Regions from separate parts of the Homo sapiens genome. Here region 1 is linked to region 2. The links are chromatin contacts, found by Hi-C or POLR2A ChIA-PET in ENCODE. All regions are on one chromosome and are shown on one strand. Each heading gives the region's core, a stretch centred on a gene start or an enhancer-like site at or near the end of the contact. The rest is flanking DNA. Distances are from core to core; before and after follow the strand shown. Region 1 has its middle 78 kb from the start of KU-MEL-3. Region 2 has its middle 130 kb from the start of LINC02533.

What was found. Hi-C counts contacts between places; a loop is a spot of excess contacts on that map. ChIA-PET counts read pairs that join two places held with the same protein, here RNA polymerase II (POLR2A). Pooled maps may share reads with other maps.
Region 1: a pooled map shows a loop between it and region 2 (3-fold over the local background). The contact joins two enhancer-like sites. A Hi-C loop is called at or near these places in 2 of 50 pooled maps. POLR2A ChIA-PET finds 5 or more read pairs at or near these places in 2 of 52 experiments (activated CD8-positive, alpha-beta T cell and activated T-cell).

What each region holds. Positions count from the first base shown.
Region 1 is chr6:4,686,910-4,690,675 of GRCh38, reverse strand. No RefSeq gene overlaps it. Among named protein-coding and RNA genes, the nearest start is that of KU-MEL-3, 78 kb to the right of the region's middle. Within about 2 kb of position 2,480, at least 8 of the 41 ENCODE cell types and tissues checked have a DNase peak (open chromatin) inside an H3K27ac peak, as active enhancers do.
Region 2 is chr6:4,357,262-4,360,858 of GRCh38, reverse strand. No RefSeq gene overlaps it. Among named protein-coding and RNA genes, the nearest start is that of LINC02533, 130 kb to the left of the region's middle. RefSeq lists enhancers at 1,163-2,511, 1,332-2,531, 1,809-2,560. Within about 2 kb of position 2,123, at least 18 of the 41 ENCODE cell types and tissues checked have a DNase peak (open chromatin) inside an H3K27ac peak, as active enhancers do.

The DNA of each region.
Region 1 (3,766 bases), core at 1,231-3,730, 330 kb before region 2:
CTGCTTGGCAGGTGAAGGTTGCTGGTGACTTGATAGCCTCGGGGGAGGGCTGAAGAGAACCTCAGATGGTGGGAGGCGTTCACCCAGGTTTTCGACATAGTAACTGCACAGTAAGTTACTGCAGTGGTGTATTTGTCACTTTCCATTGGATATGGTTTGGGTCTGTGTCTGTGCCCAAATCTCATGTGGAATTGTAATCCCCATTGTTGGTGGAGGGGCTTGATGGGAGGTGATTGGATCACGGGCGCCGACTTTCCCCTTGCTGTTCTCGTGATGGTGAGTGAGTTCTCACGAGATCTGGTTGTTTAAAAGTATGTAGCACCTCCCCTTTCTCTTGGTGGTCCTCCTGCTCCTGCCAAGTAAGACGTGCCAGCTTCCCCTTCACCTCCCACCATGATTGTTGCCTGAGGCCTCCCCAGCCAGGCTTCCTGTAGAGCCTGTGGAATGGTGAGCCAATTAAATCTCTTTTCTTTATAAATTACTCAGTCTTGGCCAGGCATGGTGGCTCATGCCTGTAATCCCAACACTTTGGGAGGCTGAGGCAGGTGGATTGCTTGAGCTCAGGAGTTCTAGACCAGCCTGGCCAACATGGTGAAACCTCCTCTGTACTAAAAATACAAAAATTAGCCCGGTGTGGTGGCAGGTGCCTGTAGTCCCAGCTACGTGAGAGACTGAGGTGGGAGAATAATGCCTTGAGCCTAGGAGGCAGAGGTTGCAGTGAGCTGAGATTGTGCCACTGCACTCCAGCCTGGGCAATAGAGCAAGACGCTGTCTCAAAAAATAAAAATAAATTAAAAAAATACCCAGTCTCAGGTAGTTCTTTTTTTTTTTTTTTTTTTTTTTTTTGAGACGGAGTATCGCCCTGTCGCCCAGGTTGGAGTGCAGTGGCACGATCTCTGCTCACTGCAACCTCCGCCTCTGGGTTCAAGCAATTCTCCTGCCTCAGCCTCCTGAATAGGTGGGACTACAGACATGCACCACCATGCCTGGCTAATTTTTGTATTTTTAGTAGACACAGGGTTTCACCATGTTGGCCAGGCTGGTCTCGAACTCCTGACCTTAGTTGATACACCCACCTTGGCCTCCCAAAGTGCTGGGAATATGGGCGTGAGCCACTGCGCCTGGTCTCAGGTAGTTCTTTATAGTAATGTGAGAATGGACCAATACACCGTTGGTAGCTTGGAAATGGAAATTCCTTGAATAGTTGCTCCCAGCCCCAAACACTTTGTAGAACCCCCCTAATTTCTTCCAAAGCCCTCCTGTTTTCTGTACATTTCCTCCTTTTCTTATGACTCCATCAGAAAATATCTTACATGAGGAAGAAATGGTTTAAAACATTTCTATTTACTTTCATGTTATTTCTGATTATCTACCAGAGAGCATAACTTTTTTTTTCTTTTTTTTTTTTTGAGGTGGAGTCTCACTTACTGTTGCCCAGGCGGTGCCATCTCGGCTCACTGCAACCTCTGCCTCCTAGGTTCAAGAGATTCTCCTGCCTCAGCCTCTCGAGTAGCTGGGACTACAGGTGTGTTCTACCACGTCCGGCTAATTTTTTTTTTTTTTCACTAGAAATGGGGGTTTCCCCATGTTGACCAGACTGGTCTCAAACTCATGACCTCAAGTGATCCACCCACCTCAGCCTCTCAAAGTGGGATGTTCAGTACAGACACGTTTTTCCAGCTATTTTCAATCGGAAATAATCTGAAATCAGATTATCGAAATCGGTTGGTTGAATCCACAGACGTGGAATCCATGGATACAGAGGGCCAACTATACTTGGTGGTCAAACCTACGCATGATTTCAAAGCCCATGCTCATTCATTCTTCTTTCCTTTTTTTCTACTTTAACTTTTACTTTTGTTAAAGCCACGTATGTATAGAGTGCAAATATTAAGATCACTCAACATGGCTGATTGTCAAACATTGCAGCAGTTCCCTGTCCCACTTTCCAGAAGCACCTCCTTGTAACTTTCACCTGAGTGTTTTCATGTTCATTTCCGTATTTGTAAAATATGTAAATTGGTAAATATGTAAAATGCTAGCATGTTTCTTGAAGAAAAAATGTGGGTAGTAAGTATTTGCTGGAATACAAAGATTTCACCGTCTTTTACCCGCCTGTCTCTCAGAACACAATTTAAGTCTTCTCCATTCTCTTTATCCAGTTAAGTTCTAATTTTGGCTGGCTCATTTTTCAGTGTTTATTGTGACTATGCTTGCTGAGTCACGCGGTACACAATCATTACGTTTCCTTCCTCTTGCACTTTTTTATTTTCCATAGAGTTAATAATTGTCTTCCAGTTCTATTTGCTTATTTTTCTGTATACTTGTAACTAATTCAATGCCAGCTCTTTCAATTGGGCATACCTCTCAATATGTTTAATTTCATTTTCTTGAAGAAATCTCTTCTGGATCTTCTGATCTGCTCCAAACTGCACGGGTTGCTCACACAGCAGTGACTCATCTGCCATCTTGCGTTCTGCCTCCACCCATTATCTGGGTGATTTCTTCACTTCTTTCCCTGCAGGTCTGAAAAGGCCTTTATCGTGTCATCTCATTTCATTGATAGTTTGGCTGAGTATTCAATTCTAGGTTTTAAAATTTGGAATTTGGAATTTGGAAGTTCTGCTCTGTTATATTCTGCCTTGTTACTTAAGACCTGCGTTGTTCTCTCTCTCTCTCTCGAAGTTTGTAGACTCTTTCTCTGTCCCTAGTGTTCCTATATGTCACAATGATGCACTTTGTTGTGGGTTTATTTTGTCTTCTGGGACTTGGTGGGCTCCTTTTAATCTAGAAACTTATGTCTTTCAATTCTGAGAGATTTTTCTTGAATAATTTTGCTGATGGTTTCTTTATTTTCTCTTTTTGAAACTCCTGGACAGTTCTCTAATTTTCTTATTTTTTTCTTGTCTATTTTCTATCTCTTTTTCTGTTTACCCTTCTCTCTGGGAAATTTTCCCAACCTAGTCTTCTATTGCAAGCTGCCTTATTTTAAATTCCAAGGATTATTTAAATGTTCTTTCATATTTTTTAAAAATGAGTATATTGTATTCCGTTATCTCTCTCAGGATATTAATAAGGGTTTGGGGGCTATTTTCTCTGTTTTTACCTCCTTTTTCCACTTTGCTTTGGTCTCTGGCTTTCAGATTACCGTATTTTATCGACTTTGAGAACCTTCGATGCTGGTGCTCTTAATCTTACGAGAAAGTGTCCACGAAATTATTTTGCATGGCCGTATCACGGCTGCCTCCTGACTGACCATGATTTTGCAATACTATTGATTTGTAAGGCGGATTTCAGAGATGTTCATTCGGACACATGCATCTTAGGATCAATGAAACAGGGTAAATGCTTCTCAAGTTATCTTGGGATTCTTGCCTATACTGTTTATAGTTTAAGAGTGGTGCACCAAAAATCTGTTTATAGTCTGCTCTGCATGGTGCTGGTGGTAGTAGGTGAGTGGAGGGCTTTACTGACAGTGGAATTAATTGTAAGATGATTCAGCTCGGCTGTTCTTTTTTTTTTTCATTTTTTTGTTTTTTGAGACATAGTCTCACACTGTCACTCAGGCTGGAGTGCAATGGCATGATCTCGGCCCACTGCAACCTCCATCTCCCAGGTTCAAATGATTCTCCTGCCTCAGTCTCCCGAGTAGCTGGGATTACAGGTGCCCGCCACCATGCCCAGCTAATTTTTGTATTTTTTGTAGAGATGGGGTTTCACCATCTTGGCCAGGCTGGTCTCGAACTCCTGACCTCATGATCCACGC
Region 2 (3,597 bases), core at 874-3,373:
GAGAGCCACTAGGAGACACCTGGAATATAGTCACAAATCCAGACCCACAAATTCCGCCCAACAGAGACTTGGTTACTTAACAGAGCTGGCAGTGCAGGGTGGCCTATTGATGAGGCGGCTCCATTTCAAGAAAGCTCTGCAAGAATCTACACAGAAAAGAAAGCCTGGGACTCTGTTGAGGGAGCAGTCACAAATGTGAGACCTGAGGAGGAAGGAGGGAAGAAGGGTGTTGTTTTGACTATGGGAACTCATGCAGAAAGCAGTTAGACATTTTAAAGACTAGAAATGTGCTATGCACTGATATTTATTCAGAAATGGTGGGCTGAATATTTCCTATACTCATTATGGGAGCAGTTCTGCCCTGCGATGGTGTAAGCCCCGACTTGTACAACAAGGCTGGAGTATTGGAAGGTAACCCTGACTTTAGGTGCGAGATTTGTGACTTACATTTTGCATGTAATTCAAATATTTGTAGATTGAATCTTATCTCTTCATTGACATACATTAGAATCTCACAGCTGTAGTCAATTTGTTTCTGATTGACTTTTCCCTTCAAGGGCGTTGTTAGAGCCTTCCCTGCAACCCTTGCTTCTCTTGGTAGCCCTCAGAACACACGCACATGCGTGTGTACACACACGGAGCCCCGCGAGGCTGAAGGCTTTTAAAGAAAGCCCTTGACAAATCCTTCTAGATCATGAGCAATCATTTCCTAGCATTTCAGTTTTGAAGGTTCGGACTTTTCAATTTGGTCACAACTGAAATATGTTAAGCTCTGAAATAAAATATCATGAAGGCATTTCACACTTTTCATCTAAAACTCCAAAGCTAAAACTCAACAAATATTTATTTGGCATCTATTATACTTATCACTATGTGGAAAATATTTTGTTTATTTTCACTCTACCTGTCACTAAAGAATATTTATGGTGACTTTACAAAGAAGTATAAGACCAGACTTTCTGTTGGGAACAGCATCTTTCCCCCTTTGACTCCCTAGTGTCTGGCACAAGCTGTGGAACATAATAGACTCTCCACAAAAATTCTTTCAAAAAATGAATGAAAACACACAATCAATTCAATTAGGGAATCAGTATACACACACATAATAAAATAACTTTAAATATAAACATACATGGATATAATGGATGCTAAAGAAGTCATAAAAAAGTAAGAGGCGGTGAGAGCAAAAGAGGCGGGGCCAGCACTGATTGAGTCCTTACCTTGTGCCCAGCACTCAGACACTAAGTTCCATTTCCCTCATGAACCTCTGATCATTTGTAGCAGAAGAAGAAATCTAAGGGCCAGGAGGTTTTGTGTCTTGCACAAGATCACACTGCAAGTCAGAGAAGGATCTGGAATTTGAGCTCAGATTTGTAAGTCTCATCGTCCCTGTTTTCTACCCTGGCTCTGCCATGAAGTGCCACCAAAGGCTTTGAGAATGGAAGGAGGCCACTGTGGGGCTGGCTGTCTGGGAAGGCTCAGGGAAAGGAGGGATGTGAGCCGCACTTTGAGCCTGGGACTTGGGAAGAGCAGGGAGGGAGAGGGCCGGCTGGCTGGAGGAGGCAGCTGGCCAGGAGAGCAGTGGAGGATTGTCCTGGGAAAGAAGAACCAAACTGTGACAGCCTCGAGAGGCTTCCTCTCCAGGGCCAGAGCTGTTCCCAGGACATGATGGCTGGGCCACCAAATTGTAGACCCTTAAATGCCAGGCTAAGAACTGAAACTTCATCCTGTAGCAACAAGAGACCGTGAAGATTCAAGCCTGATTAACTGCAAAGTCATCTTAAGGGGAGACCGGAAAATTAAAGAATACACAGAGAGGGCGTGGAAAAGCTGAAGCTCCCTTTGCTAAGGAAAGCTGAGATCTGAAACACAAGCCTGCTCCTGCCCTTCTCTCTCCCCCACCGCAGCCTGCCACCTTTCCCAGCCCTTTATGCGCCTCCCTCGCATGACACACATAATCTAGTGACCTTGGTGACTAAGGCACAGAACTGGAGAGAATGCGTCACGCCCACTCATTCCTGCCAATGGCAAAGGGCTGCCCAGTTCAGACGTTCCCGGCAGGCAGCCACAGCATCCTCTCGCTCTGCATCCAGGGTGACTCAGCATTTGCAGAGACATGAATGTGATGCAAAGTGACTCAACCTCCCCCTCCCACAGGACTATCCCAAGCTGTGGGCTCTGTCCCAGGACCAACAGGACAGGTGCCAAGAGGGCAGGCCTTCGCCAGGCCCTGCACTTGAAGAGGCTGGGGAGGCCAGCCTGGCTGTAGGCTCCCCTCAGCCGGCCAGGTGTGCCCATCCCTGAACTCTCCTGCCATTGGCCTGTGCCAGAGCTGGGACCCCATCCAGATGAAGCCCTGATTTGGACATGAGGAAAAGGATCTCATTTTTAGTAACAGCACTGCAGATAACATGACGGTGTAGCCATGTGGATTCAGACTTAGAGATGGTCACAGGTGAGCAGCAGTCAGCCAGAGCCTAAGATGCTGGGGGTGGTTTTTGGAGCACACCTCAAAAAAGTAAATATTCTTTTTTATTATTATTATACTTTAAGTTTTAGGGTACATGTGCACAATGTGCAGGTTAGTTACCTATGTATACATGTGCCATGTTGGTGTGCTGCACCCATTAACTCGTCATTTAGCATTAGGTATATCTCCTAATGCTATCCCTCCCCCCTCCCCCCACCCCACAACAGGCCCCAGAGTGTGATGTTCCCCTTCCTGTGTCCATGTGTTCTCATGGTTCAATTCCCACCCATGAGTGAGAACATGCGGTGTTTGGTTTTTTGTCCTTGCGATAGTTTACTGAGAATGATGATTTCCAATTTCATCCATGTCCCTACAAAGGATATGAACTCATCATTTTTTATGGCTGCATAGTATTCCATGGTGTATATGTGCCACATTACATTCTAAGGAGATACAAAGTATGTATTGATGTGCTGACTTTTCATCTTAAAACCTCAATACTTCATATGTGAAATTCACCTCTCTGATCTGGGGCATCTAAACCATGACAAATAAAATCTCTCACCCCAAGGGCCTCTCCACCTCTCCCACGCCCTCCTTCTCACTAAACCAGTTCTTCAACTCCAGGCTCACTCCTCACAGATGCTTTCATTCTGACACAACACTCCTGGCTTTCCTTCCTCCCTCCCTCCCTTCCTTTCTTCCTTCCTTCCATCATTCCTTCCTTCCTTCCTTCCGCATCTGGGTTCTTTGGCCCTTTCAACACAACACTGCAACTTCCCTCCCTCCCTGGTCCAGCTGTGCTCGCCCAGTTGACCTCCAACCCTGCCATCTGCCTTTCTCACATTTGCTCCCATGCAGCAAGTGGGGTGGAAGAAAACCATGAACTAATTGCTGGCACTGGAGGTTTATTGCTTCTGGTCACAACTGTCCCTAGTCTGGCAATCCTCTTTTATGTCCCTAGCCAGACCCGTTTCTAACACTCTATGGTGCTGATTACAGACCTGTAATGCTCCCAGAGTTGGGGGCATCCTGAGGTGGGGGTGGTGGCCAGCATGCTGATGTTTACAGGTGCCTCCATAGCTGAGCCCAGCACTTTGGTGTTGGCAGTACCTGACACACCACAG